Linked DNA regions of Mus musculus: region 1 is linked to region 2. Evidence: chromatin contacts called from ENCODE Hi-C or POLR2A ChIA-PET data. All regions are on one chromosome and are shown on one strand. Each heading gives the region's core, a stretch centred on a gene start or an enhancer-like site at or near the end of the contact. The rest is flanking DNA. Distances are from core to core; before and after follow the strand shown. Region 1 overlaps Map3k5 (mitogen-activated protein kinase kinase kinase 5). Region 2 holds the start of Map3k5 (mitogen-activated protein kinase kinase kinase 5).

Region 1 (5,176 bases), core at 871-3,370, 170 kb before region 2:
GTTATGAAGCAGTAATGAAAATAATTTTAGGGCTGGTGAAATGGCTCAGTGGGTAAGAGCACCCGACTGCTCTTCCGAAGGTCCGAAGTTCAAATCCCAGCAACCACATGGTGGCTCACAACCATCTGTAACATGATCTGACGCCCTCTTCTGGAGTGTCTGAAGACAGATACAGTGTACTTACATATAATAAATAAATAAATCTTTAAAAAAAAAAAAAGAAAATAATTTTAGGGTTGGGGGGTGTCACCACAACACGCAAAAGTGTGTTAAAGGGTTACCGTTTTAAGAAGGTTAAGAACAACTGTTTAATGGATCAAAGACAGGTCAAGAACCCCGATTAGAGGTAAACTGTAAGAGTGGACATGAATGGACTGAGCAGGAGAGAGGAGGGGTGCTAGAGAGGGTGTGGTATGGTGTAGAGGGGAAGTGGAGGGAGCCCTCGGGCCTGGTTCTGGCCTTGAGGAAACTCTTTGCTCCCAGTGCCTGGTGAGGGAGAAGCAGGGTCTGAAAGGCAATGGGCTCCAAGGCAGGCCACACCTTGTGGGACATACAGGCTCTGGCTTTGTTTACTCTGCTTGGAAGCCACCGAGGGCTCTGGGAGACATTCTGGCTGCAATGTTGAGGATGGACAGGAGGGGCAGGAGTAGAAGCAGAGAGGCCATGTGAGGCGGCTGTGACAGGAGATCTCTGGCACTGGAAGGGTCATAGCCCGTCCCACTTCTGGACCGACATGCTTCCTCGATGGTCAGACTGCAGCGTGAGAAAGGGTGCCAGTGACAGCCAAAGTCTCGAGTGGCCCTCAGTGGCGAGAGACAGAGAAGAACGTGGGTGGGAAAGGTCTGAGGAGAAGGTAATTAACTCCACTTAGCATGTCAAGTCTAGCTCAAACCTCAGATCTATTACTAAACAGTTCTGTGACCTTGGGCAAGTTATTTAAACTCTTTGAACCTTAATGTTCTCACCATAAACCGGGATGATGTTACCTCCTGATTAGGGTTCATGTACAAATTTCAGTGTGTATGATGCACTGTGCACCCAAGCAAGGTATGCAGTCAGAGCAATAAACGATGACTCGCCCTGTCTGCCCCTCACCCAAATCAGCAGGAGCTGAAATCAAGCCAGGTCTTCCCACTACATTCACCAGAGCTGACGAGGTATCTTGACCTCTAGCCAGTCAGGACTACAAAGCCCACAGTGTTGAAAGGACCAAGACCTGCCTGCAAGCCATGGCTCTCAGATCAGCATGAAAGAGAGATCTGAGCTCCTTAGTCATACACTGTACACATCACCTTCATGTGTGGCCAGTGGGAGAGTTATAGGCTCAGGGCCCCGGTGAGGGCTCCTTCCCTACAGTGCCTTGTGGATTAAAGACAAATCTTCAAGATGAAAAGGAGGTATGAGATCAACATCCTGCCCACAAACATTGCAGAAGTAGGAATTATCATCTCCCAAGTCACTGAGTCTGGGCAACATCTAAATGGCTGCTTGCTAAGCTGAGAGAGAATGAGGAAAGAGGCGCAAACATGGAAGTTGCTCGTCGGTTGGAATTTATTTTAAAATACATCGTAAATATGGGTAATCCTGTGTCTGAAATACATTGTGTGGAGTCCAGGAGGTGGCGCAGATAGGAGGATCTGAAAGGCACAAGGGTTTCTCTCTCCTCCTTCCCACCTCCGAGGCCACCAGCACAGACTGCAGAGTAAGGGGGAGAGGAAGATGGACTGAGGTCTGCAGGCCAATGGCAAGAGCAAAGGTAGAGAGGAAACCCTGAGCTCCATCACAGACAAACTGCCCTGACCACCAGAGGTGTCTCCCACCTCTTTCCACTAATGTCCCACTTGCAAAATGGGGGCGCTTCTGTCTACCACAGGGGATTCAGAAATGGGGACATCTGGCCATTTTGCTTTACACTGAATCAAAGATTAGTCACTGACTCCTTAATTTTTTTTTTTAGTCAATCTCTAAATCTCTGGCCCTGCCCTCCTCCTCTAATAATAACAGAGCCCAATGCTCCTGGAGAGTTAGCATCAGAACATGGAACAGAGACATTCTGCAGGCTCGGTATCTAATGGGCAGTCATCCATCTGCTGGGCTCTGTTTTCCTCTTGGCTGTGTTCACCTTTTTGAAAACTGCTGTCTCCACCCTCCCAGGACTTGGCATCAGAGGCAGCTCAGTCACTGCGTTGCCCAATTTCTCATCTCCACCTCTTCCGAGTGGATGAGTCACTTCCTCTTTTCTGAATTGAAATCTTAGGGTTATTTATGTTGTGGGGGAGGGGAATTGATTCCTGGGAGAAAACAGACTAAGAAGGAGGGGAAACTGGAGCCCAGATAGGAAGTTGTTTGGGTATGAGTAAGAATCAGAGAGGCTGGGTGAGGGTATGTTTGTAAACAGCAGTCTCGTGAGGGTCAGAGTGGCTGTAAGCCAGTCAAGGGAAAAAAAAAAAAAAGGTCAGGAAACAAAAAGCAAGCATGCTGAGAGTGGGAAGTCACCTTCAGTGGTTTACACACAGGCTGAGCCACTCAGAACCCAGGAAGACAGGAGGGCAAGTCAGGCCCCGTACAGTTTTCCAGTGAGCATCAGGCAATCCCAGCATCAGTGTTTGTGAGAAACCTGACTTAGTTTATCTCTCACCTGACGCTGAGGCTCAGCAATTACATTCTTAATTATCCAAGATCTGTATCGTTCGGGAAAAGCGTACCTGTAAAGGTTTCGGTACATGGGTTTATGCCAGCAAGCCTCTTGGATGTCCCGAAGTCAGAGATCTTGAGCACACCACTGTAGGTATTAATCAATACATTGTCACCCTAGGGAAAGAATATTCCAATCAAAATGTTATCTTTTCACTGATGCTGTTTGTGGTTGACTTGAGCCTAATAAAAGTGCCCTTAGACCAAACAATGGCATTCATACTGTGTTCTTCAATAACAGTTTATCTCAGGAGAGAATTCCTTTCAATACAGAGTTCTTGATATAATTTTCATTTATGTTATCAGTTGTTTATAATCTTCTCTTCAGGTCACAGGCCAAACATGGCCCCCGAGGGAAAGTTCACCACAGTTTAAGCTAGCCTGGGTCACCTGTGGACAGTATCTATATAAATAACTTCCTTCACTTCCCAGGCACTCTTCTCTGTGGTGTTCCTTACTTTCTGTGGATTACCTAGGACATTTACGTTGGTTATAGGGTAGTGAGCAGGTGCATTAGAAACAAACACCTATAATACACACAGAACACTGCTGCCTGCTTAAAAGACCTTCAAAGTTTGGCATATGTCTCGGCTAACACGCTTGAAAACATATTTAAGAGAAACGAGTCACACAATCACTCCCGTTCTTCTAGGTAGCCCATAGTAATCTCTGCTCATTATCCTTCTAAGTTCTCAGTTCTGGCAGTATTATGTTCACCCTTTATCCCTTTGACCATGTGATCTCTGCCCCTAACATGATCACAGGATGGACACCTTAAGCCACATGTGCTCGAGCATGCGCACCTTCCAATATCAATATGGGTATGCACGGAGAGGCTCCACAAGAAAAATCCTCTCTGTTCAGGCTAGTAAAAAGTAAAAAACCCCAAAGTACAAAACCTCTGCTTGCTCTCAATAGTGAAATGCCCTTCTCTTTTAATCTCCTGGTTGCACTTTTTGGCTTTGTATTCACCAAAAGGTGAACTCATTTTGTTTGTTTACCAAAGGAACATACTTTAAGAAAGCCAGGCTTGGGCTGGAGAGATGGCTCAGTAGTTAAGAGCACTGACTGCTCTTCCAGAGGTCCTGAGTTCAATTCCAAGCTACCACATGGTGGCTCACAACCATCTGTAACGAGATCTGACACCCTCTTCTGGTGTGTCTGAAGACAGCTACAGTGTACTCATATAAATAAAATAAATCTTAAAAAAAAAAAAAGAAAAGAAAAAAGCCAGGGTCTGTCAAAACGTTATCATTTTTTGATAGTAGAAAACTCAGGTAGTACCCTGCAAGATACAGGGATAGAAAATGATTTTCCTAAGCAGGACTTCAATAATCAACAAGTGGGACCTAATAAACTAAAAAGCTTATTCACACCTAAGAAACAATCAAATCAGGAGGAAGCCCATAGTTAGGAAGAAATCTTTGCCAGCTATACATCTGATAGAGGATTAATATATAGAATACATAAAGAACTCAAAAATCAGAGTCAAAGAACACCAAAGGACCAATTCGTAAATGGGCTTGGGATATGAACAGAGTTCTCCAAAGAAGAAATAAAAATAACTAAGAAATAGCTCGAAAAAATTATCCCTTGTCCCTAGTGATTAGGGAAATACAAATTGAAGTAACTTTCAGATTTCATCTTACCCCAGTCAGAATGGCAAAAATCAATAAAATAATCAACAACAAATGTTACAGGGGTATAGGGAACCCCCATTCACTGTTGATGGGACTGCAAACTGCTTTGGAGAATCCTCAAAAAGCTAAGTCTACCACATGACACAGCTATATCGCGCTTAGGCGTATGCCCAAAGGACTTGACATCTACTCCACCGATCAGCCATGACTGCTGCTGCTCTGTTCACAATAGCTGGGAAATGAAACAACCTACATATCTGTCAAATGACTCGCGGATAATGAAATCATGGACCATATACATCATGGGGGACTGCTCAGCTGTAAAGAAAAATGAAATCATAAACTTTTCAGGCAGGTGGACAGAACTAGAAAAGATCATGTTGAGTGAGATGTCCCAAACCCAGAAAGACAAATGCCCCATGTTCTTTCTCATCTGTGGTCCCTAGCTCCAAGTCTTCAGATGTGAGCAAATAAACTAGACTAACCACAGAAACCAGAAGGTAAAAGGAACCATGGAGCATGGTGGGAATCAATATAGGTAAATATCTGGGTGCAACTGACTTGTAGAGGGAAAAGCAGGGGCACTTTTTTTTTTTTTTTTTTTTTTTTTTTTTTGCAACAGGGTTTCTCTGTGTACCTCTGGCTGTCCTGGTAATTAGGGAGGTGGAGGGAAGTTAATAAAGCAGGAGAGAAGAGGGTAAAATAAGAGTAAGAAAAAGTCATAAGGAATCAGTTATTATCTATCAGAATTACATATAAGACATGCAAGCCTATACATATATACACATATGCACACATACTATATATATGAAATTTCCCATCTGGGCTGACAATGCTCTCCC
Region 2 (5,342 bases), core at 2,788-5,287:
TCTCTTATATGTAAAGCCATAACTACCTTTAGGACACATAAATGTTTTTCATAGCAGCATTAATTAAGCATGAGTCAGCTTTACTTGACAGAATGGGATGGCAGACATAGTCAAGAAACAAGCCAGAATAAATAATAATAAAACCCGTAATTCAGTGAACACTTTAACTCTGATGTATTCTTCAAAAAACAACAGTACAGAAAATAGGGGAAGTTTTAACAATACCAGCACTCTTTTTTTCTGTTATCCGTTCTAAACTGGACTACTTGGGCTCTGTCCTTTTCCAAATGCAGTCGTTCAGGCTCTGATCTGCAGTTTGGTGACAAAGCTCCTGTCTGCTATGCACAAGGCCTCCAGGTGGGATTCCTGGCACTGGGGAAGAAATAACAGCTAAGCAAGACCCAGGTTGGGCTGTTCTTGCTTATTCTCTCATCTGGCTTCTCCTATTTCCTTTAAAAAGCTACGCTGAGTGCTGGAAAGTTCTGGCTTCTGGGCGACCCTCACAGGCTCTGTGACAGTCAAGTCAAAGGTTCCCACCCCCCCAACCCCCCAATTCTGATCTCCTCAGGACCAAGGACAGGCAGGCATAAAGGAGCAGTTATGAATCTCTATGAAGTACAACGAGTCACTTGCAGTAATAATACTGAGATTTCAAAGAACAGATCTCTCCAACCATCTATCTACTCCTCTAAAAGTCTGAATTGACTCACTCAGTATTACAGAAGAGACTGGACCGGAATCCAGACCCCAAAGCCCTTGTTACGATATTCATGCTTTCTCTCTTTCACAAATCCATACAGGATTCAGGGGGAATCTCTGACATGCGATTCAGTTCTCTCCCCACTCCTACCCTGGTGAACTTTCCAGATAAAGAAACTCTACTGTAAGGCACAGAAGGCCTTTCTCGTGAGTATATGACCCAGTGCATAACTGGACACTCAGTTTCGCCAGGAGGGGCCATGCTCTTCTCAGTGCCCAGCAAGGACTCAATCTCCACATGAGGTAGGGCAGAAGAGGCCAGCATGTTCCAGGGCCCCACAGTTAATATGCTTAGCCAGCCTGCAAGCTACCAACATCTATTAGTACAGTTTGCGTACCCACAGTCACGCTCTCTTGCTTGCTTGATTTGGTTTTTGTTTCTGAAAAAGAGAGTCTCATTGTGTGGCTCAGTGTGGCCTTTGACTCACTGAGGAGTCCAGGCTGACCTCCAACTATCAACGTACAATCATCTCTTTAAAGACTGTTTACAGCAGTTCTCACAGCTGAGTTGGAAACCTGTGTCAGACCTGGAAAACGTCAGAGTCTAGAATACTTTAACTATCTGGCCTCTGACAGAAAGCAAAACAGTTGGCCAGCTTTTGAGCAACAGTTGACCAGCCATTGGTGGAAGGAGAGCAATTACTCTCTTAGAAATCAGGGGAAACCCCAAACTGGCCTACTCCCGAGCCCAATGTCATCAGTTTAGAAAAACCAAGGGTTAGAGTGAACTGGCAACATCTTCTTTCCATCACAGCTAGCTTCACGCTGAGTAAGGTATCTTCTAGCTGGGCAGTGATTAGACTCAGGCCTTACTACGTTGGAAGAACCAGTGGGTTGGGAGGGTGGCCACTAACAGGGGAGTCCCCAGAGCATATCCTCTCCACTGTCCCTCACTGTACCTACAGGTCTCTGAAGATCCTGGCCAGCTCTTGAGCCCAGGATCTGAAAACCGAGTACTTCCCTTGATTCTAATAGCAAATGTGCTCTGCACAAAAGCAACCCCCACCCCCACCCCCACCCCCACCCCCGTAAACTTTTAATGCCAGCACTGTGCAACGGCAAGCCACTGACTATGAGTCCCAGGGCCAGTCTCTTCTAATAAGTCAATAGTACTCTCATCTCAGGCCTGGTCATAGGCCGGAGTGAGACAGAGTTCACATGCCTGCTCTCCTCTACCCTCTCTCCTTTTGCAGAGATGGTATTTGGAGACTAACAGAGGACAGCTTTGTTAGGAAACTTTCCTTCATATTAGCTGAGGGTTTAAGACTTTTTTTTTTCTGGACTCCTAGGAAAAATAAGCCTACTCTATCATTGCAATAAAAATAAGCTCAAGTTCCTATTTGGCTTTTTTCCTCTCATATCATTTGGTTCTTTGAAGCGTCTTCCAAATTATAATCCAAAAATAAGAGTGCTATAATTTTTAGAAAAGTTATGTTTATGTAATTTTTATAACTAGCCACCCCAAGAACCAAGCTATAATATATTAAATTCATGTTCAGTTATGAAGACAGACTGTTTAAAAAATACCCAAACCAGAAAGTCTCAGTTTATTTAGTCTGGCTTTCTTAACATGAAGTTCTTCTTGTTCTTAAAATATTCAGCTTTGGCTGAATTCCAAAGCAGACATAAGCCTCCTTCAGGTGTTTTAAAGAGGCTGTAAGAGAATTAGATTGAAGTACAAAACCTTGTGATCACAAATGGGAGAAGCTCACTGTGTTTGAAGACAAAAACCAGGCTTCCCACCACCACGATTATAAAAATTAGCATGTCTATTTACTTGATCCCATTGGATTTCAGTAGCACACAACCATTCCTAACATTTGCTGACAGACGGCTGGCTAATTGCTTTAGTCATCAGAACTCTCTTAACAGTTTTTGAAATCTGAAATGGACTAAAAGGGAGACATTCCGGTGGATTACATTAACAATCACTTTAATAGTCAACCGAATCTGTCATTAAAATTGCATGGGAACTCTTTAAACCATGCCAAATTATAAACTCTTCCACTCACCACAGTATCTGAGGTAATTTTTTAAAAAAACAAACAAACAAACAAAAAACAAAACAAAAAAAACTGGTTCTTTGGGCAAGATTCTAACAAAGATCACACACATTTGGTGTGTTTCACGGTGCTTTTACTCCAACATATAGTTATTTGACCGTTCAAAGTAGTAAGAGAATGGGAAATTGAAGCCACCAAAACTCGAAGGTGAAATGAGTTGGGGAAGGTCAGGCCGCGCTTTGAAAACTCAAACGAAACTCTGCACACAGCTGGCTGCTTAGCATAAGGGCATTTCTGTACTCCCAAGACTGCACAGAGAACAGAACATCACTTCAGTGGGCCACAGGTGTGTGTTTGCAAAAGCAAAACCTACCCACCTCCTAACTGAAGAGAAGTGATTGAAGCAATTATTCGCAATGGTGGGAGGAAGTGTTTTTCCGAGCCTTGTACTTGGACCCAGGGTCTTCGCTGCCGGATAATGAATAAATCAGCGGAGGATCTCCCGCACAAATACAGTCACTTGCACCAGCACACCCTCAACTAGGAGCGGCCGGCCTGAATAGTCCTGCAACCACTCTTGCCGCTCTCAAGGTGAGGCGTGATGTAAATAGGAAGCTTGCTTCCCGCCCACGAAAAACAAAACAAAACAAAAATCCCCCCCCCCCCCCAACCAAGACAGCCAGGAGAAACCGGCTGGGCAAAGCAACGAGCCGAGCTGCCACTCACCTGCGTTGTAAAAACGGTCCAGCACGGCGGTTTCCCCGAAGTCCAGCTTCCCGAAATGCAGGGTCTCCAGGGTGGCGCCCACCGCCTCGCACGCCTCCCGCAGGCTCTGCAGGGCCTCGCTCTCCGCCACCACCAGCTGCCCCTGGCTCGCCTCATTGATCACATAAGCCACGGTGGTACGCCGGCCGCCCCCGCTGCCAGAGTTGCCCCGGCCTCGGGTGGCGCTGCTCCCGGGGGCGGTGGTAGGGCAGCTGGTGCCGGGAGCCGCCGCGCTCTCCACGTTCCAGAAACTGCCCGGCGGTGGCGGCGGCGGCGGCACAAGCAAGGGCTGCAGGCTCGGCTCTCCCTCCGCCGCCGTCGCCGCTCCTCCTCCCCTCCGGCAGCTGCCGCCCTCCGGGATGGTGCAAAAGCCCACGGACGCAAAGGGCGGCACGGAGAAAGTGATGCCCTCGCCGGCTTCGGTGCCCATCTCTGCCTGCCGGGCTGCCACGGCGGCGACCCCGGAGTCCCCAGCCCAGACGCACCGTCTGGCTAGCCACAGCTCCGGGCTGCTCCGCGCGCGCCGGGCTAGGCAGCTGCCATCGCGCGCCGCGCCTTCACCGCCCCGCCGCCGCCTCCGCTCGGGCGCCCTGTCCCCCGGGGCCACGCCGCTGCCCGGCGGCGGCTCGCCCCTCCTCGGCGCCTCCGTGGCCACGCCGCTCGCCCGCTGCAGGGTGGAGAGTCCACGGGGTGGGGACGCCGGCCGCGGCGAGCGGGAAGGGACAGAGCTTCCTCCTCTTGGCGGGCGGACGAGTCGGCGGCCAACCTGCGCAGCCCGGCTCAAGGGCGCCGCGCTCGGGGAGCCGCGAGCTGTCGCCTGCCGAGCGCGGGCCGGGCGAGGGCGCCCTCTGGGTGCCGGCGCTACCTGGAGAACACCTTACGCGCGGTGGGCGGGCTACCCCGAGCCGCGTCCCGGAACCTCCGTGGCCGCTCCCGAAAGGATCCGCCTCTCTGCTCCGCAACAGCTCCCTTGCACCGACTCCGTCTCCTCCACCACCACCTCCTCCTTCCTTCCTTCCCTTCCTCTTTCACCGGTTCGCCGCGCCCTCCGAGTCCCAGCGACCGTCTCGCAGCCGCCCGTCCTCTCGGCTACCCGCCTGTGGCCGCCCACTCGTTGCAGCACAGAGAGCCAGGGCCCGCCCCTGAGGAGGGCGCTGCTGGGAAGCTGCAGCCTGGACCGAACCCACTGCTCCGGGACCTCAGAGAACTGGGAAAGAGGGCTGAAACCCTGTGCGCGCCTCGCTGCGGGACGGCGCAAAAGAAGAGTCTCTAACCCGCACTGTCCCGGTCAGCCCGCCAGGCGTTTGCAGCGCTGGGCGCAGCCACCGCGCCTCGCTCGTTCTGGTCCGCTCGTGGGCAGCGCGTGGCGCTGGATGCACCGTGGCAACACGCGTGCCGAGAGGCGGGAGGATCCAACAAGCGCCCTACAGCCCAGGCCTCAAATGGAAAGTGGTTTATAAGTGACAGGGGCGCTAAATTTAGAAGTGGTCGGCTAAATTTATCGTGGCAGCCGCTGGTACTTTTCATTGTAAAATTTCCAGTTGCTTACGCTGTTATCGTTAATGAGTAATTGATTGGCTCCATTGCCGAATGACTTAATACTCTCATATATCATCTTAAAGTCACCCCTTCCTCAAAATGCCAGATACCTAAGATAGAAAATGCATGGGAAAATTATCATTCAGAGTTGAAAGAGAGAAGTTAACTTATTTCATTTTTTAAAACTGAACCATACACAAATGAAAAGGCTTGATTGCTTTAGTGTGATCAAAAAGCTCCCGCTTATTTTGGGAAGCAAAACCAGATGTGTAAATT

Evidence for each region. Hi-C counts contacts between places; a loop is a spot of excess contacts on that map. ChIA-PET counts read pairs that join two places held with the same protein, here RNA polymerase II (POLR2A).
Region 1: POLR2A ChIA-PET joins it to region 2 with 18 read pairs in Patski. The contact joins the enhancer-like site here to the promoter of Map3k5 in region 2. A Hi-C loop is called at or near these places in 1 of 37 maps with a recorded cell type or tissue (left cerebral cortex). POLR2A ChIA-PET finds 5 or more read pairs at or near these places in 1 of 5 experiments (Patski).

The regions. Positions count from the first base shown.
Region 1 is chr10:20,101,795-20,106,970 of GRCm38, reverse strand. Map3k5 (mitogen-activated protein kinase kinase kinase 5) reads right to left here. Exons shown (of 30, transcript NM_008580.4): 18 at 2,706-2,811. Among named protein-coding and RNA genes, the nearest start is that of Map7, 67 kb to the left of the region's middle. Within about 2 kb of position 2,120, at least 1 of the 3 ENCODE cell types and tissues checked has a DNase peak (open chromatin) inside an H3K27ac peak, as active enhancers do.
Region 2 is chr10:19,933,221-19,938,562 of GRCm38, reverse strand. Map3k5 (mitogen-activated protein kinase kinase kinase 5) reads right to left here and starts at 4,037. Exons shown (of 30, transcript NM_008580.4): 1 at 3,489-4,037. The coding sequence starts at 3,957.